4 separate regions of the Mus musculus genome follow, and regions 2, 3 and 4 are each linked to region 1. Evidence: chromatin loops called from intact Hi-C (ENCODE). Cell type or tissue: left cerebral cortex. All regions are shown on one strand. Region 1 holds the start of Tnc (tenascin C). Region 2 has its middle 48 kb from the start of Gm23950. Region 3 overlaps Gm31115 (a long non-coding RNA gene). Region 4 overlaps 8030451A03Rik (a long non-coding RNA gene).

Evidence for each region. Peaks named below come from ENCODE experiments on the same cell type or tissue, not always from the same donor. Only the 100,000 strongest peaks of a DNase experiment are listed, where the experiment ranks them.
Region 2: a loop joins it to region 1, with 2.7 times the contacts of the local background. A loop is called at or near these places in 2 of 42 quality-filtered maps.
Region 3: it touches region 1 in a loop (3-fold over the local background); 2 of 42 quality-filtered maps call a loop at or near these places.
Region 4: a loop joins it to region 1, with 3 times the contacts of the local background. A loop is called at or near these places in 3 of 42 quality-filtered maps.

The regions. Positions count from the first base shown.
Region 1 is chr4:64,042,376-64,050,375 of GRCm38, forward strand. Tnc (tenascin C) reads right to left here and starts at 4,561. Exons shown (of 27, transcript NM_001369211.1): 1 at 4,374-4,561. All of the region lies in intron 4 of 8030451A03Rik (a long non-coding RNA gene), which reads left to right. In left cerebral cortex, no CTCF peak of the experiment used is centred here; DNase peaks (open chromatin) are centred at 4,749 and 6,090; H3K4me3 peaks cover 563 bases.
Region 2 is chr4:64,489,089-64,497,088 of GRCm38, forward strand. No RefSeq gene overlaps it. Among named protein-coding and RNA genes, the nearest start is that of Gm23950, 48 kb to the left of the region's middle. In left cerebral cortex, a CTCF peak has its summit at 3,700 (motif pointing left); a DNase peak (open chromatin) is centred at 3,606.
Region 3 is chr4:64,278,416-64,286,415 of GRCm38, forward strand. It overlaps Gm31115 (a long non-coding RNA gene), which reads left to right. Exons shown (of 3, transcript XR_390647.2): 2 at 6,241-6,327; 3 at 6,889-7,703. Among named protein-coding and RNA genes, the nearest start is that of Gm11217, 5.8 kb to the left of the region's middle. In left cerebral cortex, no CTCF peak of the experiment used is centred here; DNase peaks (open chromatin) are centred at 4,172, 4,674 and 6,551; H3K27ac peaks cover 601 bases.
Region 4 is chr4:64,144,961-64,152,960 of GRCm38, forward strand. It overlaps 8030451A03Rik (a long non-coding RNA gene), which reads left to right. Exons shown (of 12, transcript XR_881356.2): 12 at 2,814-3,596. Among named protein-coding and RNA genes, the nearest start is that of Gm31115, 5.3 kb to the right of the region's middle. In left cerebral cortex, no CTCF peak of the experiment used is centred here; a DNase peak (open chromatin) is centred at 4,175.

The sequences.
Region 1 (8,000 bases):
AAAGTTATGAAGGAACAAAAATAATTTTATTTCGGGGGGGGGGACGTCATCACAACATGAGAAACTGTATTAAAGGATCACAGCATGAGGATAGTCGAGAACCACTGCTCTAGGAAGTATATATGGCAGAAAAGGAGAAAGAACAAAGATGATTAGATTTAAGGGTATAACTGAACAAAAGTCTGAGCGCCAGGCTCGGAATCAAGAGAACTATGCAGTGGTTTCTCCTCCACAAGAAGTCATAGGGTGTGTGCAGATTTCATAGAAGGCAAAGTCACCAGTGTGCTTTGTGTTGTAAAGGATTGGGATTTTTAGGAGGCTCGTCTCACTATACATTAAGGGGTTTTCCTTCTTGGAAAGGGGCCTTCATGTAATGTTTTCCACATGTTGAAGGTGTTTGGACTGGTCTGGGACGGGATTCAAGGGGATTCCCAGCTATCTTTGTGTGGTGAGAGGTGTTTGAATCACAATCTTCCTCTTTGAGGCTTCGGCAGAATCAGTGGCATGGAGGCTATAGCTGTTCCCTGACTTCTGTTAGAGACCTGGGAGAGCCCCATTTTTATCTCCCCAGCAGCCCCCTTAAAACCACACATTTAGCTCTCCTACACCTTAGAAGATGCAGGTATGGCTGTCTCCCTTTTCTCCCTTTTGTAGCTCCCACCTGCACAGCCATGGGAAGTGTGGGCTGATGCCATGAAAATCACTAGGAAGGACATGACTGCAACCTTGCCACCCCCTTTCTCTCTCTCTCTCTCTCTCTCTCTCTCTCTCTCTCTCTCTCTCTCTCTCTCGTGTGTGTGTGTGTGATTTTTCTCTCTTTCTGCTCACTCTGTCTTCCTCTCTGTCTTTCTCTTTGTGTTTCTGTCTCTATCTTCCTGTCTCTGTTTCTCTCTGCTGTCTCTGTCTGTCTATGTCTGTCTGTCTGTCTCTGTCTGTCTCTGTCTGTCCCTCCGTCTCTGTCTCTGTGTCTCTGTCTCTGTCTCTCTCTCTCTCTCTCCTTTCTCCCTCACTCACCCTGTCCCTCAGCTGAAATTGGAATGTTTCCGTTTCTAAGCATTGGGTTGCACTACCACCAGCTAACCTTTCTTGTGCACCATGAAAAACGATAGCTGCAGGGCTCCTCTGTGAAATCAAGAGGCACCAATGCCAGCTGGAGTCTTGTGTGCTCTTCTGGCCATTCCCCAAAGGACACCGTGCACAGTTCTGCACTTGGGTAGCCAAGTCTGACATCAAGAGGCAGCGTGACACAAGAGACAAAACGGTGGCGTTTTACTTAGAAAGTTTGGGTTTGCAGCCAGTTCTGACTCTTGTGAGAAGATCCTGGGCTGAGCTACTCAGCTTCCTTGAGCCTCAGTTTCTCCATCTATTAAATGGAGCTGTTGATTCATAATTTGCAGTATTAGAAAACTAAGTAGACAGTCTTCCCCATCACTGTGTCACACTTCATCCCTGACTATTAGCTATTTTATGTCAGTGTCTGACTACCATAGAGGAACTGTATATGGAGAACCAACTAAATATTTGTTTCTCAAGTTCTACTTTTCAAACCCATACAGCCTCAGTATGGAGGAGCCTTTATGCTTTGTGAAAGCCAGTTTGTAAGTTCATGAAACTGCGGGAAGAGAGATGAGAGGTGGTTTTAGTTCACAGCGAACATGAGAACGGATAGGATTCAGGGAGTATGTTTTTCATTCTGTCAGCCTGAGTTCCCTTTCCAAATTCTATTCTGGTTATATGATCAGGCTATTGCTGTATTTATGGGTGGCCACAGTCTGCCTGGTGGGGCATATTTTGTCAGAAGGGAAGTGCTTTCCCTCTGAGGGCTATACAAGAAGCTGACACGTTGAAAAGAAGCACAGCCTCCAAAGAAAGATATGAGCTTAGATTCTGGCCCTATCACTTGAGTTCCAAGACCCAATCTCTCTGCTCTGTGAGTCTCTCTGTCTTATAAGTACACCCATGCTCCAGAGACCTGCTGTGGCCATTTGATACCATGATGCCCAGGGAAGCATCAAGAGCCTATAGCTCATACACTGGTTAATTCTATGCTGGCTATAGTGATTACTGACATTGATTGAAGTAACCAACCTTTCTTAAGCCTCTAAAATTCCTGTCTCCTGTTTCATTTGGGGAACTGTCCTTACTCCCATAGCTGCTGGATTTCAGAACACTGATCTGAGTAAGCACTGCCTAGCTGTGAGATCTGGAGCTGTGTGTCCCATTGTTTGCAATGTGGTAAAAATGTTCCAGGGGTATGAATAGTGTGTTTGCACCCCTTAACCCCATGTTAGCCCATGCAACCTCATTTTTATCTGTCAGAAACTCAGGGAGGAGGGTTGTTCATAATTTATTAATAACTGCTTCTATTGTTAAACTTGACAAACATTTGTTTAGGACATTAATCTTGAAAGTATCTGTGATCTAGTAACAAGGTAAACAGAAACACCTCTGTCTATTGAACTCTTCTGGTGTGTATGTCACAGAGCCCCAGGAGAGGTAACTCCTCACCCTCTTTGTATGAGTGACAAAACTGATGGATGGAAGCCTTGTCACCTCTTGAGACAGGGGAAAGAGAGGCCAAGAGCGCGAAGCTAGGTGTTTTGAACAAATGAGGGAGTGGGTGATTACCAAGCTTGGCTTCACCCATTCTCTCTGTCTCTGTCTCTGTCTCTGTCTCTGTCTCTGTCTCTCTCTCTCTCTCTCTCTCTCTCTCTCTCGTGCTCACCCCATTTGAGTAACCCAGAGAATATTCACACACTGCACCCCCTTCTTTCCCTAGATGTGGTCACATTCTTGGAATGTACCAGGCCAAGGCACACTACCCCCATCCCCCATGCCCTTCGAAAGCCTTGGTTCATAGGACAGGAGAACTTTCCATCAGCTTATTTAGACAGAGCATGCCTCTCACCAGCCCTGGTGAGCTTTGTTGCATCTCAGGAAAGGCAGTGGGGTGGGGAGCAGCTTTCATTTCTAAGGTGCATATAGGGAAAGCTCTATAAAACAAAGAAAAAAAAAGATTCCACGAAAACACACGAAAAAGAGGCATTCACTCTTAAAGAGAGCTCCCAGTCTGGCTCATCCTCTGAGGCAAAGAATCTGATTCCAAAGACCACCAGCCACACAGCACTCCATAGCCAAGCACTTCAGCCTGTAAATGCCTGAGGACATTCTGGAGTCAGAACTCCAGATTCACATCAAGCCCGAGGCTGCCACCTTTTCTCCTAATGGTGCCAACACACCCCTTGCTTGTAAAACACTACGTGCCAGGCTAGCAGGCTGTCTCAGATTGGGCAAGATAAGAAGGCAGAGGCTTTGGGGGTAAGCAGACACACTGAAAAACTGGGTTAAGAGGCCCCGCTTTTCACGTCCAGGGTGTTGGCAGCTTTGGGCCATGACAGAGATTGCCCAGTTGCTGATTTGATCTTTTTTGTTCCTCATTCGCTCCTCATTATAAGGGGAGCTGCTGTCCCCACTTTAGAGAAGTGGAAACTAAGGTCCATAGAAGTTACATATTTTCCTGACACATTTATGTTGTAGTGGCACTAGTGGGAATGCCCAAGCCACTTCTAGGGTCAAACCCCAACCTCTTATTCCCCCTGTCACAACGATGGCATAGAGGAATCTCTGTGCTCTTTCCAAAGTTCACCAGGGAAGGGAATATGTTACTGGGGTTCTGGGATAAAGTGTCAGGAGGGAGGCCGATTTGGGAGCAATATGGGGTTCAGATGCCTCCAAACCTTCTACACATGCCCCACCTGAGGTCTCTGAATCAGGAGGATGGCACCCTGCTTCAAGAACCCACAGACGTGCCCACCAGTTTCATCTTACAGCCTGTGGGCTTTTCATCCGTGCCCAGAACTCATCTCCTAGCTCTGGTATCCAGCTCTTATCTTTCCCCAGAGTGGACACTGAGGATCAAATGGGACAAGAGGGGAACGAAAACTGTCAAGTGCTGAGACTGTGTAGATGCACGGTTGTGTTCTCCCTACTACGGGTACGTGGTACTCATCCCACCCAAGTGCTGTGAGTGAATGCCACTTTAAAATGCAACTTCTCTAACGCTCCAAAAGGGGAAAATCCACAGGTGAGAATCAACGAGGTAAAAGGGTAAGAGTTAAAGTAAGACATTTCCTCCAAAGAAAGGCAGAGACAAAACTTTACCAAAAGTTCCCTGAGTTCCTCTGACTATTGACAGATCCATACCAAATACATGACCGCAGGAGGGCAAGCACAGAATAATCGGGCCGCATCTGATCACACCGGGCTTGGAAATTAAACAAAAGTTTTATAGTTACAAACCCACATCTTACTGGGTACCGGGAATGCCAGGAGCACACCAGAAAGATCCTGGGTGATGGGATCAACAGACTCACCTTTTCCAGGTCGGGAAAAGCAAAGTCTCTGGGTGCACCAGCTCCGTGAAGAAGTACCTGGGTTAAGCCACAACGAGTTCCCAAGCGCGCGGTCCCTAGCGTCTTCCCAGCCACTGTCTGTGCCCACCAGAGGCTAGGGTGTGTGTCTGCGCGCGGGAGAGACGCGTGACAGTAGGCAGGCTGTGGCCGGAGCAGCCAGCTTTGGCAGGCTTATATAGGGAGCTCCTTCCTCTGTAATGGGACGCCTCGCCTCCAGACATCCTTTCCCACTTTTTTTTTTTTCAGTTGGTGAGTTAAAGGCACAGCCCTCCCAGCGGAACAGGGTTAGCTCATGAAAGACGCACTCACTCCAGGCGCGCCGCCAGCTAACGGACCATTTGCATACAATTTATAGTGAAGAAAAAAAAAAGTAGGAATTTCAGCTCCCTCCGCCCCCGCAGAGTAGTTGTTAGTGAAGTGTGATTTTTGCATTGCTCCACAAATGAGTATTCTAATTGTGAAACAGAAGCCTTGGGAACTGGGATATGAGGGAACTGGATCCTGGCGCTGCTCCTGGACTAGAGCAAGCTGGAAACACGACCTGGGTTCCCTCAGGCTCTGGGCAGCAGCTGCGGGGTGGCACCTCGGAGAAAGCCTGAGGGCTGAACCTGAGTTCCTGGAAAGAGGAGATCGAGGAGAGTTGAGCAAGCCCGGGGCAGTTCAGGTTTCTCTTGGCCAGCTTGGAGATAACCCAAGATTAGTTCTCAGCAGGTGGGAACCATACTGGGAGCTTAGAAAAGTGAGCTTTTCTGAAGCAGGACCCAGCGGTGCCCAGCTGCCTGGAGGAATCTTTATCCAGATCCCAATGTCCCCTCAGGAGTCACTTTTTGACATTGTTTATGCCACATACTAAGTGCTTTCTACTTAGTAGGGTCTACTAAGTAGGGTGTAGTACTTAGCTCAGGGTGTACTCCTGAGCTCTCAGTGTACCTAGGTGCTGAGTGAAGACTTTTTTTTTTTTTTCTTAGAGAAGCACTAATATATTTCAAAAGGTAACACTATTTAGGTTGAAGTCCTCATTTAGCATGTTAAAGTATCCCCAAGGCACCTGGGGCCAAGCTCAGCTCACGGTACTTCTGGGCTTGTTTGGGACAGTGCTTATACCCTGCAATTTAGAGAAGCAGTTTAATGCCATCAAGGAATTGTGCCTGGGAAGCACTTAGAATTCATGGCTCCATGACACATTGGTGACCAGAAACAGTGAGTGATGCTTAAGTAGGAAACTGTCACCCATGACAACAGACACAGCTGCTTTGCTGGACTGTGGAAAATGCATCTCTTTGTTCTGTAATTTAGAAGAGACTTCTGATGTTTTAATTAACAACTATTATCGGAAATTTCAACCATCCACTTACTGATTGATACCATCCTTCAGCCTTTCTCATAACATTTAGTTTCAATCTCCCTGGGAGAATAAAGCAAGACAAAATTAGGCTATCCCTAGGGTGGCACCGATTCCAGGACTCGAAGACTGCCTGCTTAAGTGTTCCCTATCCCCCCCCCCCCCACACACACACACACACACACCGCTCAGACATCAGGAACAGCCATAAATAGTCATGTCGTAAAACGACTCATTTGAACTTTTAAACCATTTGGGCTGATTCAGATGTTGGTTGCTTTGGGAATTTTTTCATTCTGCGTGTTAGCCAAAACATATTTCAGTGGCACAAGCCTGTCTTTCCACCAGTAGTGAATGCTTCCACGCCTCTAGGCTTTCCTAAGCAGACCCAGGCTACCTCTTCTCAGTTAGCAGAGAAAGTGTTAGACATGTCTTTACTCCATGTGTCCTATGAGCTATGTTTATATACAATAAATATATAATCAATTTATTTGTAACCATTTTCTTATGTCTGAACAAGGTAAGCTGAGAGAGTCTGCTAAAAGCCGTGTGATTAATAGGGCTTCTAAGAATGTTCCAGACTTGACATCCCTGGTCCCCAACAATTCTTAGTGTTCTATAGTCAATCATGAATTCACAGCTACCACAAACTGCTTAACCTATTACTGGAAAGCGAAGTCAGATGGGAGGCCCTGAGGATGGTGATCCTGACACATAAGACTATAACCATCAGTGGTCACAGAAATGTGTCACATGACACCTGAGATCTATCTTTTTTTCCATTAATTTATTTATTCACTCCACATCCCAGTATCCAGCCTCCCTCTCCTCCCAGTGCCTGCCCTACAGCTCTTTCCCCCATTTCCCCCATCCCTTTTACCTGGGAAGGGGGCCAGGCCCTAGGTGTCACCCCACCCTGACATAGCAAATCTCTCTGCAGGTGAATTTTCTCCCACGGAGGCCAGACAAGGTGGCCCAGCTAGAGGAGTGGGATCCACAGACAAGAAACAGATTCAGAGACAGCCCCTGCTCCAGTTGTGAGGAGGTGGGGGGCCACGTGAAGACCAAGCTGCACATCTGCTACATATATGTGAGGAGCCTCGGCCTAGCCCATGCTATCCCCTTGGCTGGAGGTTCAGCCTCTGCTGTACTGCAATCTACTTGTAAAATGAATGTTCAGCAGGTTATGGAGGCTCATCCTGTCGTGATCATGGCATTTGAGAGGTTCAAGCCTGGGAGTCAGCATGAGTCTGGGCCAGCCTAGACTGAAACCTTCTCTAGAAGACAAACAAACAGAACCAACCAACCAAAACCTCCAAGAACAAACAAGAGACCCTTTCACTAACAAAAAAAGTTTTCTCCCAAAGTGCTGAGAAACATCATAATTCTAGCTATACTTCAGCCTTACAGTGAGGAGGACTGCTCAGACTAGACACTGTTCTGTCCCCCTGGACTCTTTATACTTTACATAGAGTAATAATACTGAGTGATTGCATTTGTTGTGCTGTTTCCATAGTGCACATAATACTGTGATAATCAGTCTTCTAATGCCTTGCCTACCCTTGCCCTCCATACCCCTGACTGTCCTGCTCCATTTGCTTGTTTCTCGCTCCTAATTTGCATATGTAAGAGAAACGTGCAGTGCTTGTCTTCCTGCATGAGTTTAGCTTATTTGACTTAGCAAGGTGATCTCCAGTTCTGTTTATTTTTCTGCAAATGGCGTAGCTGTATTTTTCTTTATGGCTGAATAAAACTTCTCTGGGTGTATCTAGTGCCTTCTCTTCCTCCTCCTCCTCCTCCTCTCGTCTGCAGATGACAGGTAGATGGATTGTGAGTGGTGCCATGATCAATGTGGCTACTCCAGAATCTCCACAGTAAACTGACTCCGATATTTCAGGCTAACTGCCATAGCCCTAGTTTCAACCTATTGAACTTCCTCCACAGAGATTTTCATAGTTATTGGGTGAATTGAATTCACATTCCCATTAGCAGCAAAAGACACCCTTGCCAATAACTGTTGGTTGGACTTTGTTTTCTTCAGGACAGCTTTTCTGACTGGGGTCAGATGGATCCTTCTAGCAGTTTGGATGTTTGTTTCCCTGATCGAGAAGTAGCCTAAGCAGTTCCCATGTATTTATTGCTAGTTATTTAATCTTTTGGGAACTGTCCATTTAGCTCTTTTGCCCATATGCTGAATGAATTTGCTCTTTTGGATTTTTAAAAAAATATTTTTATATACCATGGAT
Region 2 (8,000 bases), 450 kb after region 1:
CTATGTTGGTTTTAAGAATTTTGAGATTATATTGTGCTTAAAGTCTAGAGGATATGTTCAAACATCTTATATAGAGAATAGATATGTAGAGACAGACAGACAGACAGACAGACAGACAGACAGATAGATAGATAGATAAATAGATAGATAATAGATATTAGATAGATATATACATACAGAGATGATAGATACATAGATGATGATATACAGACAGATAGAGATGGAGGATAGACTGTTAAAGACTCATAAATCTTATAAGTAGATACTGTAGGTCACTTCACTTGATTTATAGAACACTTATGTTAACAACTTGTATTATCCTAATTTAAAAAAAGCTATAAAATATAGGCTCCATGTCTAAAGTTATTTAAATAGTAAAAGTATTTAATGTGGAACATGTACCTTTAAATTTCAGGCTCAATTTTTTACATTGTCCACCAATTCTCAGGGACAATACAAGCTTGGCTGTCATTTATTTCCCTCCACACCTGGCTGCCTGGCCTTCTCATGGGAGAAAAATGCCACCTGTTTTCTTCATATATCTTCAAAGCAGCTCTGTTCACACCAGGGACATTCTTCCCAGCTGCAGCCTCTGTCCCAGAGTCTGTTCACGCAGTCTGGGACTAATAGAGATCCCAGAAGCTCCTGGCTTTGCTGACAACATCAGAGGCAGAAGACTGCAAAATAGGAGCAGCGAATACTTTCCAGAAGAAAATGGGCTCCCTCCTCAGGCAGACCTCACTTGACCTTTGGGCAATTATAGGGTGTGGGAATATGATTGAGAAACAGAACTAGGGTGTCTCATGCTGCCACGGAACCAAAGGGTCACATGTTTCACTGGAGCTCATATCCCCAATGCCACCCATTATATTCTGATAAGCTGTATGCAGCACTTCATTAAAATATTTGTTTATCTATCTAATCCTTTCATGAGAATATGTTAGTTTTTTTTTTCAAAATCTACAAATTAGCTGGATGATGAAGAACAATCTACCCACACAAACTATTTGCTAAAATCTATTTCTGTGCTATGAAGCAGAGGCAAACAATAGGCTTTTTAAGGCACTGTGACAGGTGTTCCAGGAGAAGCAGGTTCTCTGAAAGTACAGGACAGGCACAGAAAGGCATACCATTGTAAGTGAGTCAGGATAGACTGTAGGGGGAGGTGACATCTATGCTAAAGCTGAGGAAAGAAGAGTACATTTCAGGACGGGGAATGGGATGAAGTGCAAAGTCCTCTGCATGAATAGAAACTGTACTGAATATGAGGGCCTGAGTTTGGGGGTGCAGATAGTGACTATGTAAAATTCAAGTTAATGAGACTTTCCTGTGGCCTCAGGAGCAGGGGACATAGGAGATGCCCAGTGAAATGAGACTCAGGAGACATATTGCCTCTGAAGTAAGTGGTAGTTAACATCTCTCTCGGAGATTGAGTTTTGGTGGGATAGATAGAGTTTATTCTTTCTATCATGCACAACTATAAAATGAAAAGGTACCCTGAATTTTTGGACTACATTATCACTTTCCAAAAGAGTTGAGAAACAGCAAAACAACATCAACCTTAATAAATGAGATCTCGGGGGAACCTAGTAAGGAATTCAGCCCTAGCGCTACGTTAAAGCAAGAACATGCTGTCAGGTAGTTTTTCACTATTGCCTTCATCTGCCAAAATGCTCTTACTGGAACCTGCTACTAATCTTCATTCTCACCACTCATGCTGGCCCCTCTTGCCACTTCGTCTCATGCCTCCCTTCTAAGTTTGAAAAGACTTTTCTTTTTTTTAATTATTAGATATTTTCTTCACTTACTTTTCTTTTTCTTTTTTTAATTAGATATTTTCTTTATATACATTTCAAATGCTATCCCAAAAGTTCCCTATACCCTCCCTCCACCCTGCTCCCCTACCCACCCACTCCCATTTCTTGGCCTTGGCATTCCCCTGTATTGGGGCATATAAAGTTTGCAATACCAAGGGGCCTCTCTTCCCAGTGATAACCGACTAGGCCATCTTCTGCTACATATGCAGCTAGAGATAGGAGCTCTGGGGGTCCTGAGACGTTCATATTGTTGTTCCACCTATAGGGTTGCAGACCCTTTCAGCTCCTTGGTTGCTTTCTCTAGCTTCTCCATTGGGGACCCTGTGTTCCATCTTGGAGCTAAGATGAAAGGATGGACTATCCAGAGACTACCCCACCTGGGGATCCATCCCATAATCAGCCACCAAACCCAGACACTATTGCATATGTCAGCAAGATTTTGCTGAAAGGACCCTGATATAGCTGTCTCCTATGAGGCTATGCCAGTGCCTGGCAAATACAGAAGTGGATGCTCACTTACTTTTCAAAATGCTATTTACTTTCCTAGTTTCCTCCCTGAATGTCCCCTATTCCCTCCCCACTCCCCTTGCTCCCTAACCCACCCACTCCCACAATAGCTTCTCAAACCTATCATATATCAGATAGGCAAAATAATTCTGGCCAAGTTGATAGCAGAATGCTATGTGTCATTGTCTAGGAGTCTTGAATGTCCTTCCTTTCCTTGGAACTTTATGTCAGACAGGCAGATTTTTTTTTTCTGCAAGTATTTAGAGTGTCTTCCCTCTGTACTACAAGCCCATATGCCCAAGTGCTGTGGCATCAGTTTCTTAGATTTCTTCTGACTGTCTTTGATGTCTGTAATACAAAAGAAATTTACCCAGAAGATGCTAATCAACAGATTTTAAAGTTTCCAAGGGTGCCTTGACTTTTCTGAGGTACTCTGCTTTGTTCTATTACCTTTACAAGACCTCTGGGGGGTGAATCAAAAGGCAATTTCTGGGGTAGAGGAGATGGTTCAGGTTCTAATGGCTAGGCATATAATCCAAAGGACAAAACTGTGTTTCTGGAATATGTTTTATAAAACAAAAAATAAATAAAATTTGATTACAGTTTTTTTCCCCACTGCAATCAACTTTGTGATTTTGTGTACAATTACCCAGTTGGCTTGCTAAAATGTGCCATAATATTTTTTCTTGAGACAAGAAAATGAGAATGGATGAATACAGTTAATTTCTACTGGAGGTCTTTTGTGTACTGTGTCCAAACTTATCAAATTCCTGCACCATGGTTATATCCCTGAAAAAAAATGCATTTAAGTTTTCTTTTAATAACTCCCTTTCATGTTACCTACTTATTTGTCTCTTGAGAGAAGCAGTAATCCCAGGATCACCAAGGCAATATCCAAATAGAAGCACCATGCTCAGAGGTCTTCATCAATCTCAGCATGAGAGACTTTTCTGAAATATGTATTCTCCATTTCAGTGGTACAGGGTGAGAATGACTCCAGAATGCTCTACAGATACTTGCGTATTAACTCACAGATGAGTTAGGGTCCACAACTCTGGCTCCAGCTATGCTGTCAATTCATTGGGTGATACTGGACAAGTCTTGTGATTAGGTGTGTCTCAACTAATTCTTCCCTTAAAAGCAGTGTTGAGATAATATTTGTGTGCTTACTTTGAAAAGCATGTCCCCTTTATGCAACTCCAATAAGCTTACAGGACTTATTCTGGCAAAGGGTTCCCTTCTTTCAGTAACTTCATCTAACAATTTGGACAGCCAAGACTTACTGAGTATTTGCCAGGATGCTGTATAGAGGAAAAGAACCAATTGCAATTACAGGGCAATTTTTTAAATCTTGAATAATGGCTATTTACTGCTCTCTGGTGGTACAAGGAAGGTTCTGCAGTTGTCCATAGATTACTGATATAGACCATGCTCTTGTAGCAGGAACAGTTAATGTTAAATGCATAACATACTGACACACACCCTGCTACTATGAACCTTCTGAATAAGTTCTTTATTCATATTGTAAAGTAAATTGACTTATGCTTTTTGTGTTTAGTTTACTTTTATAAAACATAATGTCACTTGTTAGAATTAGAAATTAGAGTATGTATTAATGTAAATATGGGAACAGTTTGCAAAGAATGTCAATCAAATAACACCAAGAAACTCAAAGTTATGATTTAAGCAGAAAAAAAAACCTAACAAGATTCCATATAAAAAATATAAATAAATATGTTAATTCTTTCTATTTGTGGCTCACAGGCATAGGAACAGTGCTGATTTAGCACTGAGAATCTCTATATTGCTTCATGGTTTTCATACTTGCACTCAATATACAGGAAGACATAAGCATTTTGTTACTCAATGAATTCTACATAAGAAGGATCTGAGGCTTAAGGAGGCAAAGAAACTTTCTGAAAATCTGAGGGGCACTGCATAGCCAGCATCTGTAGTTTGGTTCAAACCTGCCATGTTTTAAGCTATTGGTGCTCTATCACCCAGGTTGCCAGAAGTCTTTAACATCATTTCACCTTTTTGTCCCCTTTACAGAGAGACAAATTATGATTGACACATAGATGCTATTTGTACAATGAAATATTGATGAAAGTTTGACAACCAAGTCAGGATGGTAGTTGGTAGGATAATGTTTAGTGTTTTCTGGCCCTGATGAAAATACTCATAAAGTGGTCTGTTTTATTGAATGCAGAGCTGAGGAGACAGTGGAAAAATTGTTTTTTATTTTTTTTAACTCATGGTATAGCATGGGTGCTATGTCTTAAATAGATATCATCTAAGTATTAAAATCAGCATGTTGCAGCAATTATGAACAAAAGTCCAAGTGCACAGCCCCATTCTGCCTTGATATTTTCCTGGCTCCAATCTGCAGTCTCACCACTCAATCATTTTAGCTTGTGAAACCTTCAATTTTCTATTGCTTAGCTGCACGAGAGTATATTACACATCAAGATGAAGTGAAGAGAAACCCATGGTGTTGAAATTGACCACTATTTTTCCTATTTTCTCTTAGTCTTCCTAAGAGAAAGGCAAAGATGCCCTTGTTGATGGATACCACCAGCTAGGTCTCTGCAGTATGCTTTATCCCAGTGAATGCTCTACTGGGATATAACTGTCTTTTTAAAACATAGTTGTATTAGTCCCAGAACAGAATGTTGCATTTATCAATTATAGATATAAAATAAATGCTTTTTAGTAGTCAGTGCATCAAAATGTTACCATTAAAATAAACTTCATATTATCCTATGGCTTTGAAAGGGATTTTTTTTTCTGTATGGAAGTCAGTTCTTCTTTCTTTAATGTAAGGAAAATATTAATTACTCTGATAGTATTTATATAAAGTTATATACACACATATATCAAGATTTACATTCATGACAAAGAATATGAAATTATTTTTTCTTCTTCTTCTTTAGCATCTTCTTCTTAACTTCTCCCCTTCTCTCTTCATCTTACCTTCATTTTTATCTCCTCTTTATTCTACATTACTTACTCTTCTTTCAATCAATTTTTATCATTATAGTTTAAAAGCTTTTCTGTGTTATCTTCATCATATAAAACAGAATCTGTGGGAAAGATAGATGTTCACTTCAGTGTCTTATATATGTTTGGCAGATGATTTTACTTATATAGCCCGGATGTAACTTCTCTCTGGTATAAATGTCAAGTAAGACCCTGCACTCAGAAAACAATGGATCTCTATGAGGTCAAGGCCATCCTTTTCTATATGATGAGTTCCAGTCCAGCTAGGGCTACATAGTGGGAAATAAGTAGATAAATTTACAGATAAAGAATGGGTATTAAACACATTAAAAACACTTAGGACTTCCATGAATGATTTATTTTTCTGTCCTTGTATTGTTTTGTAAGGCTGGCTATAAAGCCAAGTTTAATGGTTACACTCTCTTTAAAGGCTGTTGTCATTCTCTAAGTTCTTTTCACACAGAATAACTTTGTCTGTCATAGAATCTTTCATTTCTAAAACCCAATTACTACCCAATATTTAGTCAGTGGCAAGGCAAGAGAAGTGCTTGAGATACGGAATAAAGACTCATTTTAGCTCATGATCTGGAGGAGGAGTGGGATAATTTATAGTCACGTGATTCCATCACATAGAATTTGGAGTAAAACTGGTCATCATCACAGGAAGCTATGTTGAGAGAAGCTTTTTCACCTCATGGTGGATTGGAAGTAAAGAGAGAAGAGGAAGGGGTTTGGATGCTGATGACCTCACGATTCACATGATCTAAGCAACAGAGCTTCCACAACCTCCTGTAGTAGTATGGCCATCATACACTTTATATATGGAATTTGGGGGAACATTCAAGATCTAGATCAAAGCAACAGACTTTTTACTATGAGATACTCTGTTTCATTTCAGGGATACAATGGGTTTGCAAACTAGGCTTGAATTCATACCCAAAAGGAGCTAAAATTTCAAGAGAGCCAAACATTAGGCAACTAATCATAAGCATACTATAGATAAAAATAGGTGGACCAAAGTTTAGGAACATAGTGTGACTTAATATTTTGTGTCTCTATGGGGGTTGATACTTTTTAAATAGGGGCAACACACTATGTCTAAGGATGTTATATGAAAGATTTCAAATTTTTATTCTATAAATAATAGCAATCCTCAAATTGATTTAAGTAAAATACTACCTTTGTTAATATCTATTATTTTTGGAGCATCCAGCAAAACTATTTACATGCACTCATATTTAGGATTTGTTTGGTGAAATAATACAATTAGTATTTATAGTGAGTTAAATATTTAAGTAATAATATTACAATATTATATTTACAATATTTAAGTACAGTATTACAATATAGTGAGTTAAGTATTTAAGCAATAATTAAAACAATAATAAAAATAGAAACATCTAAGATTTTTTTCAGAAAACATTATTCATATCCTATAGCCTTGTAAGTGATTCACTAAAGTTGATATTAATATTCCAACTGAAGAGGAGACTGCTAGTAACTATTTGGTACAGCTGATAGGTGGTAAAGCCAGAAACCACCCCTGATTTATGAGTTAAGTCAGGGTCTTCACTGTTTTTGAGTTGCCTAGACTCACACTATGTCATGAGTCTTCTCATGGATGTCACTCAGTGTGATGTTTAATCCTTATTACCAACATATTGGGATTTAGGACCACAATGAGACATCTTCAGGTCTGCCTTTAGAAGTGTTTCCTGAGGGGTTTGACAAAGGTGAGAAGACTGACTCTAATGGGAGAACAACCATCCCTTTGCTCTGATCCTAAACTAAATAAGACAAAGAAAAGAGAAAGCAAGGGAGTGGAGCAGCAGCATTCCTCTCTGCTTCCTGACTGCAGATACAAAGTGCTCCTTTAGGCTTCTGTGGCCAACCCACAGCCACTCTTGCTGCTGTGCCTGCCCTCCCCTGATGGACAGGGTATACCTTAAACTGAGCCCAAACAAACCTTTATCAGCTATCTTGTCAAAGCAATAAAGAAGTGATGAAGATACTTAGCACTATAGACTCTGATGAGGATAGAAGCTGGATGGTTCATGTCTGTATATCCTCATCTCTAAAGCATTCTGAATTTGGCAATAATGCACATTTCTTCCCTCTCAGAAGCTCCTACTGTAGGAGCCAAGAATCCACGAACTGAGGTAGCAAATTCTATTTTATAGAATTTTGGGCTCAATGTTTTTTATTGTATGTGGAGGATTGTTTTGACCCTTGACAGTTAAAGTTATTTTATTAATTATATGTATATATACATATATATACATATATATATATACATATATATATATTTATATCACATATATGTATATGTCATAACAGAGAAACAAATAAAGTTACCTGTAATTCCAGTACTTGGATGGTTGAGGTAGAAAAAATCTGTATTCCAAAGCTAGTTAAGCAATGTCCTTGAGGCCCCATCTCAAAGAAACAACAAACACCTGGCAAAATGTCAGAGGTTTACTATTCCTACTTAAGTAATCTAGAGCTAAGCATTTCTATATTCTATAGATATTTAATAGGAAAACAGGAACCTCAGCTCTGTTGAAATCCAATTGGATAAACTATTCTCTCTTGATGAGCGTGATTTAAAGAAGAAATAGAAAAAAGAGTTAGGCATAAAAAGTGCACGTTCTGGCTCTTTTTCACCGACAGAAGTCA
Region 3 (8,000 bases), 240 kb after region 1:
TACATCTATTCATGCCTACAAGTTTCTATTATGATAACTTCTATAATTCCAGGCTCTGCTTCTGTGGATATATGACATTGTGTTCTGTATCTAAATACTCCTCTACTTTTTCAAAAGACTTATGTGTGTGCATTTAGGGTAACCCAGGAAGGCCAGGATCATCTCCTTACATACTGATCATCAACATTCACAGCTGTAAAACTTTATTTTATCACATAATGTAACAGTCACAAAGCCCTAAGTATTAAAATATCATTTTGGGGGGTTATGATTCAGCATACCACATCTTGTATTCATGTATTTACCTGAAGTTTTAGAACGAGTAAAGTATTCTGACTTGGAATATAGGGTTTGGAATTAAAAGAAATCAGCTCAGAGTACTGTCCCCTTCATTTGCTAGCTGTGGTTTTGTGCAAGCTAGTAAAGTTATATTAGTATTTGTCTTTGTCTTTCCTTTTTTTTTCTATTTTAAAATATCTGAAGATAGATAGCTTACAAAAAAAGGTTCAGTTGGCTGGCTCAGACTTGTATGCTAAAAGTCTAAGACTTGTCTGCTGCATCTGTTAGGCCTCTGGCATGAGCACCTCATAGTCCATAGCATCAGGAGGAAGGTGTTGTGAGAGGAAGATATCATTTGGTGAGAAGGAGAAACCAGAGGGCAGACAAGATTTTCTACTGGGGCCTCATCAGGACTACATTTATCCTTTCTGAGGGTAGCACTTCTCAACCATCAGATCATGACTTCTTTGAGGGCCACATATCCAAAAGCCTGCAAAGTGTATATTTACCTTACAATTTATAATAGTAGTAAAATTACAGTTATGAAGTAGCAACAAAAATAATTCTGTGGTTGGGGGTCAGCACAAAATGAGTAACTGAATTATTTTTTTTAAAGAATTGGCTTTTTTGTACTTTTTAATAACAAATACCAAATGTGTTAATAAATAGATTTTATGATGTTTTCCTTCATTCCATAATCTATTTTTATTTTATTCATATTACATCCCAATTGTACACCCTTCCTCTCTTCCTAGTCCTGCCATTATAAGTCTCTCTCCCCATTAGCCCACCTTCTTCTAAGAGAATGGGAAGATCCCTTGGGTACCACCCCAACCTGGGACATCTAGTCTCTGTAGGACAAAGAACCTCTTCTCTCACTGAGGCCCAACTAGGCAGTCCAAGTAGAGGAAGGGATCCAATGGCATGCAACAGAGTCAGAGAATTCCCCTGCTCTAATTGTTAGGGGACTTACATGAAGGTCAAGCTGCACATCTGAAACAAATATATGGGAGAGGGGGCATAGGTCCAGTCTCTGCATGTTTTTTGGTTGGTGGTTCAGTCTCTGTGCACCTCTATGGGCCCAAGTTAGTTGATCTGTAGGTCTTCCTGTCCTTTACCCCCCAGGCTTGCTCAATTTTATCCCCAACACTTCCACAAGACTTCTGAGCTCCTGATGTTTGGCTACTGCACTACAGGGTCATAGCATAAGGAAGGTTGAGATCCACTGTTCTGTCTATTTCACATTGAAGTTAACTTTGGACCTAGGGTTCAATTGCCTCTTAATTCTGCCACATTAGGGATTAATCAATCAAAATGTACCCAAACCATAGAAATATGTAGATTACATGCATATATTATTTAGTGCAAATAATCACAGAATTAAGTATTTATATAGATACCACACATAGAGCCAGAAGATCTTGTCTCAACCTCTCTAGAATGCAAAATCTGGTAAAGAAAATACAAAACAAATATTGTCAATGAAATTCAGTAAGTTCTATTACCAGGAGGAAGGTCAGGACTGTGGTAATCCAAAGTTAGAACCTATGTCTGTCAGTATCAGGGAAAGAAAATGAGGTTATGGATAGATATCAACAAATAAGAACTAGTTGACCCAGAAGATGAAGTGGTCTCAGAAGGGGCAATGTGCACAGAGAAAGGCTGTGATAGTATACAAAACAGATTGTACCTGAGAGTGTGGGAGTTCCTAAGAGATGCAGAAGAACAGTGTACACAAGACCTAGGAACTCACAACTTCCAAGTCTGGAAAGGACATGTGATCTTTGCCATTTGCATACTTGAACTTAAACTTTGTTCTTGCCTGTATATTTCTACTCAGCCATAAAGAACATTTTGGCATTTTCTGGGAAATGGAACAAACTGAAGGTCATCATGGTAAGAATTCAGACTATGATATACGAGTATTGTGTATGTGTGTGTGTAATCTAGAATAATATTATGTACCATATAATAAAACCATATATTATATGGTACATATAATATATCTACATATGTCATGTATATAAAAACATATAACATTAAAGCAGGAGGGGAGTATTTGAAAGCAAAAAAGTAACCACCCAGAGGGAGTGGGGAACAAGTAGTAGTGAGATCATTGTGAGCAAAGCAAAATGAAATAGACATATGAAAATGTTATAATGAAACCAGTGCCACACAGTTTTTCAAAAATTAAAAAAGTACCTCATGCTTTATTAAATGCTCTGTTCTCATTCCTTTGAAATTCTTAAATTTTCTTTTCAATTACCACATGGAAATTAAATGGCCAATCCTGGTGACAAGAATGGGATTTTAGGCTTTTTGTTCATGAAAAGAAATTTCCATTACACGACTTTAATCAAAGAGAATATGATCTGAGTCAGACTTCAGAAACTCAAATCTCAGCTTGTTCTGGGGAGTTGGATGTGTGGGAGTCTATGGAGAAACCCTCACAAATGTTGTCTGTTCAGGGTGGTCAGTGTCTGATCTTAGGCAGGGAGATCAGTGGTAGGAAGAGGGCTGGACATCAGACTTTGGTTACTCAATAAATGGATACAGAGAGAACTGAATATTAAGAGGCTCAGACAAGTTCACCATTGAGGTCTGAGGGGGAGTGCTATAAGGCTGTGATGAGTCAGGGAACCAAGGAGCAAGATCAGGCTTGGTGAAAATGAATGCTCCCTGCTTACAAGCAGTGCTTCAGCTTCAGTCTCCTTTTCATCATGTTTCTTCTGTCCTCTCTATGCCTTTTCTTGTTTCTCATTCTTTCCTTCTTCCAGCAAAGCTGTGAGAATTGATACAAGCCATTAGGGAAAAGAAAGACAGACATAAGAAGTAACAAAATGGGTCATTTAAAAATCTGTCCTGCAAGTAGCTTTTAGGGTGTTAAGTTCTTTTGTGCCCCATTGGTCATTCTTCTGAAAACCTTCCAGGGAAGCTTTGGTCTGCATTGCCTCCCTTCACCAAAGCTCCAATTACACATTAAACAGATGTACATTTAACCTGCTTATGTCTCATCCATTCTTTAAGCTGTTGAATTGACTTGTACCCATGAAAGACTCCATTATTTTTAAGCATTGTGTTCCCACTAAACTATCACACACACACACACACACACACACACACACACACACACACACACACACACACACTGTTGTTTATCCCTGGTTACCTGGTTATATTTTTCATTTATTTATTCAATAAAACAATTGAATGCTGATTTGTAAATGGTCTTCTCTCCCATAAATTTATAAGCATCAAAATTTTCTTATTGCTTTGCACACTGTGACATTTTTAGAATTTACCTTCGATCCTGGTCAATAATAAGTAATGAATATTTTTTAAGTGAAATATACATGAGTGAATGGTTGGTGATTGAATGTAGGAGATTGCAATAATTGTGTAAAGAGCCATTTAAAAGTACATAGAAAGCTTAAGGCAACCTTGGGGAGGCAGTCATCCCGAGCCTCTAACATATTCTTCAGTCAGAATGGCAGCTTCAATAGAGGGACATGAGGCTAATTAGGAGTCTATAGAAAGGAGTCACAGTTAGTTTGTAATCTTTGCCCTGTATAATTTCATGTGGTCTACACAGCAATATTGACTCAGACAAATTACCATTATTTCTAATAGTAAATAATGAAGTGACATCCTTTGGGGAAATGACACCTCTTTTGAAGGTGTCACCATGACTAAGAGGAAGGGTTCATTCTCAACTTCATGTGGAGTTATTCTAAGGCTTATGTATTTTTCTCCATACCTATGTGCCTCTCAAACAAACCAGCAGTCACTAAGCACCAAGTATGAGTCAGACATTGAGTTATGGGCTGTTTGGGCTGCAGGGATAATTTTGATTCTGTGCAGGAAAGCAAATAGAGCAGGAGACAGATGGTCACAAATTCATTGTGCAAGGAGTTCTGAGGAAGAAAAGCTGTGTTGGCTCAAGCCATGGCTTGGTGTTTGGGACCAGAGGATGCAGAGCCAAACAGGGGCAGTGTACTTTGGAGTTAATCTCTGGCTAGCCAAGACAGTAGAATGCTTGGGAAATGGCCCCAGAGACAGACAGGGAGGGCCCTGGCTTGGCCTGCTTAACTGCTGACAGCCTAGCTCTTGGCACTGCCAGCTAACAGCCGAGAATGGCAGAACAGCACTTAGTCTTAAATTGTTCCATGGCCCTTTGCCTTCCTTCCACATGTCTCTCTTTTCCTGGCATCCTTTTTTCCTGGACACCCAAATGTGTCCTCATCACTTGTCCTCCCCCATTTTGATGAAAGGATCTATTAATGAAGACTTACATTTTCTGCAAAGGATCAGAAAAGAAACAAGTACGTTAAGAAGAAAAGTCACAGTGATTGTAAGAAGCAAATCTACCTCTCATTACAGAATAATATTCAACGTGATTCTGCTTTGCATGTGGGAGGATTCAGAAGTGGGTGATAAAGTGAGTCACAGATGCTAATGGCTTCATTCTGTATGGTGACATAGAGATGGGCAACTGGAATGGTTTTGCTACTTTGTGGGCATATCTCTGCTTGATAAATATGGGTTCTGATCTTGTAAATTTTCCTTTATAAACCTGATGTAAGGGGTACTTCAGGGACTTTGATTTGGATTGATAGAGGGTTATTCTGAAATGAAGCAGCCATAGAATCTAAGAACACATGCTTTGAGTCAAACACAAGCTCTATTGATTTCTCTTCTTATCTTATATCTTGGATAAGTGAAGTAATAGCCGTGATTCATTTTATCATATGATTATGTGGAGCAATGGTCACAAACACCTACTTCATAGAGGTGGCTAAAGGATACAGACACCATGGTGTGGACAAAATTGACATGAGGAGAGGACAGGGAATGGAAGTAGAGGGGAGGGAGAGAAAAGGATTGAGATTCTGTACATAGTAGTGGGTATGTATCGAGTATTTGCTTTCTGCCATAGACATTATGATAATACACTGCATGGCTAATTATATGAAATAAATGTATTAGTTCTGCATTAAGAATAAAGATAGGAAGTCATAGAGATTAAGTGATTTATCTTAGGAAATGTGGCTTGCAAGGGATGGAGCAAAGTCTTGAAGTTTCTATTAGGTCTTTTATTGACTGTCTTGATACCTAGCAAAGTGTCTTTCTTGACCTTGAGTCACTCTGTGTGACAAAATTTCCAGTTGACATCAGAATTAGATTCTTGGAAGCATGAATCTCTCAAGTAGAAGGCTCTGTTCCTCGGCATATAGAAGTGCCCCACCTAAGGGGAAAAATGAGAGATGACTTTACAAAAAAAGAAAAAAAAGTGACGCATACTTTCCACAGGAGACCTCCAGAAATGGGATGATGGTCCTGTGCAGTCACTTTAAACTTGTCATGTAATATTTTATTCTTATTTCAAGCCTGTGTTGAATAAGGAATGGGGTTCTTGAGCTTTGTGTAAAGATGGGAATGAAAATCCCTTAGCTTTTAACTAAGGAAATTATTTTCATATCCAAGTCATTTCTTATTTCTCAACATCTCTTCTCACAGGTAGTGGACTTTTTAAACTGGTGTATATTTATTACCACTTGGTGTGCCTGCACAAACACAGGAAAGCCAATTCTGATGCCTTCTGTATCTTGGAAAGAAAATCTGTAGTGAGAAATTACAGGGGTGAAGAAACAGTTTTCAGAGAAAGATGGGCCTTAGCTTATAAAATTAGAGCTTGTTCTGCACAACGGGCAGTTTAAATGTAAATTGATTTCCTAACTCTTGAGTAGTGCTATTCACCAGGCTTTGAGCTATAACACTGTAGAGGCTCCAACAGGCTGCAGGTGACATGATAAAGAGGACTATACCAGGAACAGAACAAACACAAGAGGCCTTACGAAGTAACTACAGAACCATTTTCTCCTCTTGAATGTTTCAGTTCTACTGAATGTTTAGTAAAATATGAGAAAAAGTGTCTTTCAAAATGATTATCTTTCATTACAGGAGGCTGAGTAAATATTGTGATTCCTATTAAGGAGGACTGGGCCAGGATAATGGATGACAAATCCAAGCTTCTGTATTTTGTCACAGGTACACTCTTCATGTTGCCTTTTCTGCTCATTCTGGCTTACTGAAGTTGGAAGTAGAACAACAGAAATTATGAGGGCACTGTGGATGGTTCTTAAGAAGAGGATGTATAGGCATTCCAAGAGGAGAATTTGGTTTGCAAACTCACTTAGAGATGAGGCATTCTCTCCATGAGTCTTTCAAAAATGCCTGAAAGAAAAAAAAAAGACAGGAGAAATGAAGTCTATCTTAAGTGAAAGTAAAAATGGTTCTCCACCTATACCGTGAACTTGGATATATTTCTATGGAGGATGGCACAGCTGGCCTGTGGAAATGATGCAGAAACTCGCTCGAGCTGGAGCTGGTTACAGAGATTTTGGAAGTATCCTAAGCCCGAGATGAGCATCCAGCAGCACAACAATTAAGAATGGGGAGTCTAGGTTGCTATTGGCTCCAGGAAAAGGGAGAGAAGATGCAGATGGAAACCAGGGGTCAGGAGCAGGGTCTGTTTAATGTTCTTCATGCCTTTTTGCAATTTAACCCACACGTTTTTTTTTTTCTCTCCATCTAATCTGTCTATTTTAGGTCTGGAAAAGAGAAACGTGAAGAGTGAAGATGGCATTCACTGGTTCATAAATCAAAAGACTTCTGACATGTGTAGTCTGTGAGGGAGCCAAACTGATCTTCCAAATTCTCAAAACAGAAGGACTAGGCACATGGTCACAGGAATGGAAATGTTAAATTTAGTGAATGTGTTTTTGGAAAACAACCTCAAAATCAAGATGAATACGATCTTCAAAGAACTTGAGAGAACTTTCTGGAAGTTTTGCTTCTGTATCTTTCACTCTGCACATCATTGTTTAACAAGCACATTGTCACATTTTTAATAATTAGTTAAGCATGGAACAAGTCACTCACTAACAAAGGAATAAAAGTACAAGCAAAAAGGAATGCACATTACTTGAGGACAGTGGAGGGGGATATTTTCCAGCTACTCCAGATTTGAAGGGTCATTAGTCACCTTGATGACCCTTGCATGAAAATAATGAGCACACAGGCAGTAAGGAGACATTCTAATAAAAATTAGGTGACAATAGAAGGTAAGAATTGTTCAAGATATAACAAAAATCCCAAGTGAAAGCCATATGGAAAGTTCCTAACACAGAGACAAGAATCTCAAAAGAAGGTGACACATGTCTTCCATAAGAGGCCATTTCCAGAAATGACACAGAAATTATGAATGCCTCATTCTTATTTGAAAGGCCTGAAATGCTTAGAAGACTGGGCTTTGGGTACTGTATAAAAGTTGAAACCTTTAACTGTTAGCCATTTAACAATTTAATCTTGCTTTATTTCTATTTTATTGATTGATTAATTGATTGATAGCAAGTTTCTGTAAATCTCTTTGTGTTCAGTGTATTTCTTTTTCAAATTCGTTCAAGGTTAATGTTCTCTAGAAAGATAGGATGGTGAAACCATGCTATGGTAAATGTCACAGCTAAGTCCCTTCTCTTTAAGGCTACTGTGTCTGTAATATCTCTGCTGAACCCTGGCAATCTGTCTTGAACACTACAGGCTTATTAAAGGATTTCTATGTTCTAGATGTTTTTGGTTGTATAGGGGAGGAGCATGAAGAAGCATTTCAACCACCTGTAGTAAGCTTTCCTGCTGACATTACTCCCATTATAAAGAAATTT
Region 4 (8,000 bases), 100 kb after region 1:
TTACTATAAGGAAGCATCACCACCCTTTACATTTCATGAAACTCACTCTCATTCATTCTACACATTCTTATTTTGTTTAGGAAAATTCTGTGTGCAGAGAAACAAGAAAAGGAAAACAGTTTGGAAGCCATGACAAGTTAAGGAGGTTTAAGATTCAATCTATTGGTGTCCCAAGAATGCCATCGAATCATTGGCTTATTTCCCCTAATATTTTAATGTAAGATGGAACTGATTTGAACTTACAGTCACTCTGGCAAGATTTTCGTGGGTCTTCAGGAACACTAGGTCACATTGGGGAGAAAGTGATGTGATGCTTTCAATCAACTATATAACATAAGTACAATGTGCACAGTGAGTACAAAGGAAACGAGAGAGAGGAAGGGAGAGACTAGAGCTTGGAGTGAATATGATGCCACCTTAAAATGAATTGTTATCCTGAAACGTTTGGGAGGACATAGAAAAAGTTATCTCTCCAGTAGGCATTCTCATGCTTTCCAAGCCTACTCTAGATTATTAAAAGATTTACGGTCTCTTGATGATGATTCTGAAAGTGCTATAAATTAAATATGGATTGGACACTTATGCAAAGAAAAATACAAAACTTGAATATATTGGGAATCTCTGAAGTACCAGATCCTGGACCAGAAGAGATATTCAGAATGAGGGGGAAAGCTGAAAGGATGCATGGGGGAATGTGGTAGACCCTGTTAGCTTTCTGTCCTTCAGGAATTACTTCAGTGGTAGGGCATCTTGAGTAGTCAGTGAATATACTGAAAGTGTGATGGAAAGCACTGTGCTGTACTCTGTCTCATGCTGTTGAGAGAAGAGTCATCTGTGTATGCCTCTTTGCCTCTGTGCCTTGCATCCCAGCAGCTCAATGCAGATTAGCTTTTCAGATTCTTGGGTTTCAATGGTTTCAATGATGGGAGTTTTATCCTCACAAGTGTCTCTTCACTTCCTTTTCTGTCTCGTGCCCTATATGTGTTCATTTTCTCTCCACTTAGCAATGGTTCATTACACAGTAAAGCCAAGGAAATGCCACAACTGTAGATTTTGAATAGATGGTACCAGTTCTAGTATGGGGGGAGATGACTGAATTCTCAGAAACTTTGTGGGCTAGAAGGCGGGTTGTAATTGGCAGTGAACCAGGAGAAGGCTTTGTTCTCCTAGGGGAGCTGTCTGTGAAACCAGGAACTCTCAGGCCACATTCTTGGCACTGGCCTTCACAAACCATTACTATACCACTAAGTGTTGGACTGGTTTTTCACTAATTGATACTGTTGTGTAGCAGACTGAAATGATGAACCTGAACTTGAAGATGCTATCATCTTGGTCTACCCAAGTAACACTCTGGTGGGACTCTCACCAGAAACAATGTGCCTATTAGTGAAGAAAGTGACTTGGGTACATTTAGATTTTAAAACAATACTCTAGATCATTCAAGTGTGAGCAATATGTTAATGATTTGAGGAGTAGTTCATTCATTCCTTCATTTATTCAATCACTCACTTCCTCAAAATGTATGCAGAACTCGTTCTGTTTCAAATATATGCTTGGACTTGAGTAAGATAACTAAGATACTGCCTTGGTCATTAGAAATATATAGTTCATATAGGTGTTGAGTAATGGTGCTGACTCTTCACTCTAAGAAGCCCAGTCCCTTCCCCCTGCTGATTATGGCTCCCTGCAAGAATCTGTCTTTATATCCAAAAGAATTCAAGCTTACTAAGGAAGGGGTTATTTTGTAATCAAATACACACATTAAGAAGATTTAATAATTTCTCAATTGCTTTATTAGTAGTATTATCATTATTATTACATTATTTTTAATGTATATTTGCCTACAAAGGTGATTTGCCTACATGTATGCCTGTGTACCTTGTTCGTGCTTGGTGGCCCTGGAGACAAGAAGAGGGCATCAGATCTCCTTGAATTGAAGTTGCAAATTATTGAAAGTCTCCATGCAGGTTCTGGTAATTGATTCCAGGTCCTTGGATAGACCAAAAAGTGCTCTTAACTGCTAATCCATTCCTCCAGCTCTTTTTTTTTAGTTTCCGAGATAAGGTCTTATTATGCAGACCAGACTATCTCCAAAATCAGAGATTAGTCTGCCCCTATCCTGAGTGCTGGGATTAAAGCTGTGCACCCTCAAATTCTTCATGCTTTTCTGTTTAATAACAAAAGTAATCTGCAAAATCCCCACAAATCCATGAAAATCTATATGAGAGTAGGATATATAGAGAGGTTATTTGAATAAAGAGGAAATGAAGTTTAAAAAAAGGCAAAATGTTGCTATATCTTGTAATGACATTGTTCCTGGCTACCTGTAATACGGAATTCAAAACATACCTGTTCAGAATGTATTTTAGGTGAAAAGCAGGAAATAAAGGGAGAGAGACAAAGGGAAAGATAAAGAATAAAGGAAGGAAGAAGAAAGCAGGGAAGGAAGGAAGAAGAAAAAAAGGAAGTTATGTACATAAAAGAAAAAAAAAAGACCAAGCAGAGTTTTTTTGTTAGGGAAATCAGCATTTGTGGCTGATTAATAATAATGATAATAATAATATAACCAACCAGTGCTTCCCCATGTTGAAAAATGTGAAGACACTGGGTTTGTGGCCAACTGTGGGATATCTTGAAATGGGCCCAGCCTGATGTCAGTTTTTTTACAAATCAGTTTATGAAAATTTGCATTTCAAAGAATACTCATTGACAAAATATATTCATTATTACTTTAAATAAGTATGATAACTTGTTCGAAAATGTAAATACTTTACTATCTAAATTGCAAAATAACTTGTCTCTTTACATTCTAGAGAGAGGAGAGGCATGCTTTGTGTTGGGCTCTGCATTCTTGGGCAGCTGAAGCAGAGTGAGAAACTGGCTGATGTGGAGAGGCTCTTACATCCAGGGCTTGGACTTCCGGCTTGCTGAATGGAAGTGATGAGCCTTCCCCACGCCCTCTCCCCTTTTGGATCCACGTTGCTATCTGTGTCAGAAGGCTCTGGAAAATTTACACCTGCACACCTGCTCCGTTTTGTGTTCCTCTTGATTTTATGAGTGGACAGCTGTGAGCTACAAGGAGCTCAACAGTTTAGAACCCCTCCCGCAACACGACATGAGAAGACACGGTTTCCCTCTCCTTTTCCACACTCCAGGCTCTGCATGAGACGTGTGAAGGCTGTCTTCCCAGCTTGTCACATATAATTAGGATTTCTGAGACTTCTTCAGAGAAAGAAAAGGGTTGTAATTTTCTGATGTCACTGAGTCATTTTGGTATAACTTTCTTGTTCTTATTGAGGTGGAATGTGTGTTTGTGTATATGTGTGTATGTAAGTGTAACATACATGTATATATACACACATATGTAACATGTGTATGTGTGCATGCATGTGTGTTGTATGTGGAATGTAGTAACATTTAAGGAAATGGATATAAAGTGTTTTTAGACTTGTCTCAGTCCAGTTATCTGCTTCCCTGAGGGCTATGTCATTCCCTGTGCCCAACAAAGTGTCCTGAGACATTTCCTGTTATGTATTCTCTGCCACTTGTATAGTTATTTGTTTTGTCCTCACAACACAGTTCAGCTCTGTCCATGGGATGGGGCAAATGGGTACAGTCTTTTTATAACTTGATTGGACACATCAGTATGAAGGCAGAATTAAAAAGAAAACACTATTTCATTTACTTTAATTATTATAAAATCTTCAGAAGAGAACTAGGTATTCTGGATTTATGTTTTGCATATAGCAGTTGTTTTTTAAAAAACAGAAAAATCATGTTTAATAATGCGAACATTGTTTTCTCTTGTGCTATGGAAGCTAGTTCAGTATGTGTGTACTTAAATAAGAGGAAAGAGGCTGGAAGCAAAATAATGTTCTGGTCTCTACCCAAAACATCCCTTTTTTTTCCTCCCTCTTTGCAAAGTCTTAAAGTCTTAAAAGCTGTGGTGATTAGCTTCCACACTTCTTTCCTAAATGCAAAGTGAGATGCTGGTTTATGGACCAGAATGAAAAAAACCAAGAAGAGCTGAGACTCTCACGGGACAGCTTGCCAGTGAAGTCTTCCAAGTCCAAGAAGCTTTACAGAAGTTGGAGGTGCCCTGGAAAGGGACCAACAGCCTTTTCAGCTCTTTACCCATCACTAATTCTGGCTCCAGCTGGACTCCGGCTTGCTGATGAAAGGGAATGAAAGCCGTGGGCCTCCAAGGGCATTTTGGATGGAATCTATTCAGTCTGCATTTACTTGCGCTGCATTATGAAATCTCCATGACAACAGGCACATGTCTCAGTGTGTTACATGGAGAAGGACTCTACTTTGTCAGGAGAATCTGATCATGTGCCACTTCCTTCCTGGGTGTTGGAATGGGTTCCACCTGGAGTTGGTTTCCCCTCATCCAAGATGATGGTAATACAGAAAGATATCTGAGGCCAGCATCCAAATTCCTGAAACCACCATAGATCCCACTGGAGACATGTGGGAATGGAGTTTGCTTCGGTGGCAGTTGGCAAGCATGGCACTGATGAGAAGTTGAGGCTGAGGCACCCTTTCTGCTTCAGTTGGCTCTCTGATTTGGCTGGTTTCTGAAAGTTATGAGATGAAAGGGTGGGCGAGACTCTGGCCATCATTATTCTGCTCTGAGAAGTATGATTTTTGAAGCTGCTAATACTAAATAAGTCTCACACAACATCCTGAAATTATTGTCCCCCAAACTGTCTGTCTTTAGTCATTTTACAAGCCTGAGAGATGTCTACAACAACAACAAAACAGAACACTGCAAAACAAAAAAGCAGAGTATTGGTCAGAAGAAAAGCTAGTTCTCATCAGCTACAGTACCCATACTAGAATTATCTACCATATGAGATATTTTAAGGAAAATAATTGATTCTCATTTTCAGCATGCTTAGTTATTAATCTCCCAAAGGAGACAACTATTATGTTTCTGGAAAATAAAAAACCTGATTTCCATTTGCACATGTTTCTCTTGGAGGTAGGGGAACTATGTCAAAGACTGTGTCATGAGTACCTGTCTCCCACAGTAGATTCTCATTTTCATTTCTTTGTCAAGTTCATTAATTTTTATGTATGGTAGCTAGAATCATTAAAAGTTTAAAAATCAGTCACCTTAGGACAGTTTACTAATGGATGCAGAATCATTTCACTGATTATGGAGTTTATGTTTAGGCATAAAAGTTCAAGAACTGAGAAATTTATCAAAGAGCTAAAAGAAAATCTGCCATATGATGCATCCATACAGTTCTTTGGTGGACCCAAAGAACTTATTATCTAACAGTAGGGAAACTTGCTCAGTTGTTCATTGTTGCTGTCAAAATAACTAGGAAATGGAAAAAGCCTAATTATCCTTCAAATGATGAATGTGATCCATATACACTAAGGATTACTATTTAGATGCAAAGCAAAATGAAATAATGAAATTTCCAGGTAAATGAATAGAAATGGAAACTGTTTTTCTAAATGAGATAATTCAGACCAAGAAAAAAATGCACATGCCCTTGTTTAGATGTAGAATGTGATTCTGACTCTTTAGGTTTGAGGATGTAACTTGAAGTAACCACAGAAACCAAGAATATAGAAAGGGATCATAGTAGAGTTGTGAGCAGGAGATATAGAGAGGCGGATACAGGAGACTAATGGGGGGGAGAGGGGCGGGAGGCAGGTGACTTCATAAGGTGAGAAGGAGAGTAGAGGGAGTGGAGGCAAGGAGACTTAAAACATAGCTCAGATGTTTGAGAAACTATAGGGAAACATTTTACAAGGTTAATACACACACACACACACACACACACACACACACTTCTCAAGTGAGGTGATAACGCTTCCCTCTCATTAGCCATAGAGTTTCTATAATAAATCTCCCATCTAGTCGTTAATCAGGGGTTTTTAAGAGATGCCCCTAAACAATATGGGCTATTATATTATATAGGCTATTGCCATTGCCTTTTGTTGCCTCCCAGAACTTGAAAGCAAGATTCTATAACTGAAGACATGACATACTCTGGACACAAGATTTAGAGAAATCAAGCTGGATTTAACCTAGATGCTCTTCCCCAAGGACTTGCTCTTATTCTATTCAAAGTTGCTTTGTAAACAACAAAGGCAAAAATGTAACGAATAGTTATACCCAGATGTATAATCAACTATCACAAGGGCCAGCCTGATAAGACATTCCTAATACTGGTACTTTATTTTGAAGATTGCCAACGACTCTCTAATTGTCATTAACAGGAGGGAATTCACTCAACAGGAGGATGTTCACTCAGTAGGAGCAAACTCATGCCTGGTATATGCATGTAAATGCATAGACAACCATCAATGTCTGAAGAGGTCATAGACTGTAGAGAAGAACTTACCTAAATCAATATAGTTTGTGTCTGTATTCTACTACTTATCATTGAAACCACAGGTACTGTAGTTCTCACCATAAACTTAAAAGTAGGGTGGAGGATGGTTTTTTGTTTTTGTTTTTGTTTTTGTTTTTGTTTTTGTTTTTGTTTTTGTAATGGAGACTTTTAGAGATATTTATCTAAATGCAGAGAATAAGTGGCTATGGAAATTCCAAACCTAGTTAGGACATCTGCAGTATAACTCCTACACCTAAGCATCTGGGTATGACTTAGAAAATTGTAGTAGAAAGGTTGTAAGAGACCAAGACAGTGTCTTTTAGATATGATGGGGATGCCTCACTCATGAAATCCCAATAATATCATTGCCTAAACAAGAAGTGCATATGGATAACACCAGTGGATATCCCTTTCAACATTATGTGGCACACCCATAGTGCCTTCATCAATGTCTCAAGATACTGACAAGTATCTCCTGGCAGCAAAATTGGCCAAAGTTGAGAACTATCAAACTAGCAGGCAGCAGGGTTATTCATGTCATATAACAGTTCAAGGGCCTGTTTGTATATTTTACAGTAGATGAATTTAATATGAGACGATCTTCTTTTTTTGCACATGGGAAATTATATGCATCTTTAAACTAGATTGTTCTGCATGCTTATATGTTTGAGGTACTGGAATGCACTGCTGCATTAGGAATTCTCAGGTTTGCTTTGTTTTGGAGACAGGCATGCATAGTCACAGTCCACAGTGGAAGGACTGTATCAGTTTATTGATTTGTGATGTTGGATACTTTGCTTGTTCCCACTTCTCCCTCCCTCTCTCTTTTCTTCCCTCATTATCCCCTCCATCCATTCCTTCTCCCTCCTACCTTCCTTTCTTTGTTTACTTTCCTATATTTCCCTCCACCCTCCATATTTCAAGTATATCTTTTCAATGGCTATCATAGCCTTGGTTTTGTGTTATGTACAACAAAGTCAGCACTGGACCATGAGACAGTCTTACTGCAATTCATTCCCAAACAGACTAAATCCCTAACGAAAAATCATTGTTCTTCTTAGAGAATGCTTCTTTTCTGTTGAAAACAATCCTAAAAAGAGGGAAGGAAGATGGACAATAAGACAAATGGAGGACAGAGCCAACATGAAGAAAACAAAAGGGGGGTTACCAGTCACTCCTCCTCAGGTGAAACTACAGTTGAACATTAGTTCAGATAGAGCCTTGAATAGCACATCAGGGAATTTTCAGATGTCAAATGTCACATCCTGGCACACCAGGAGAGATGGGAAAGAATTAAACCACTCAACTTGAAGAATAAAAACTGCCAAGGTGTTTGACGACTTTGGTGCCACTACTCTGATTTGACTTGAAGCTGAAACTAACAGTTTTCAGTATCCCTCTTGCCAAAGAACTCTTCAATGTCCCCTTATGTCAAATATCTGAGATATATTTTATGCTCTGAAAAATAAATCCTTTCCTTTCAACAGACTTCTTCCCTTATAAATGGCTATGCTGGTGAAGACTAGACTCATCCCAGAGGAAATAAATCAACAGACTTGACCTCTTTTGCTTCTGTGCATTACAGATGTTCAGTATCTGAGAGCCTGCTCTATCATATGCCCACATGACCAGGGCCAGGGC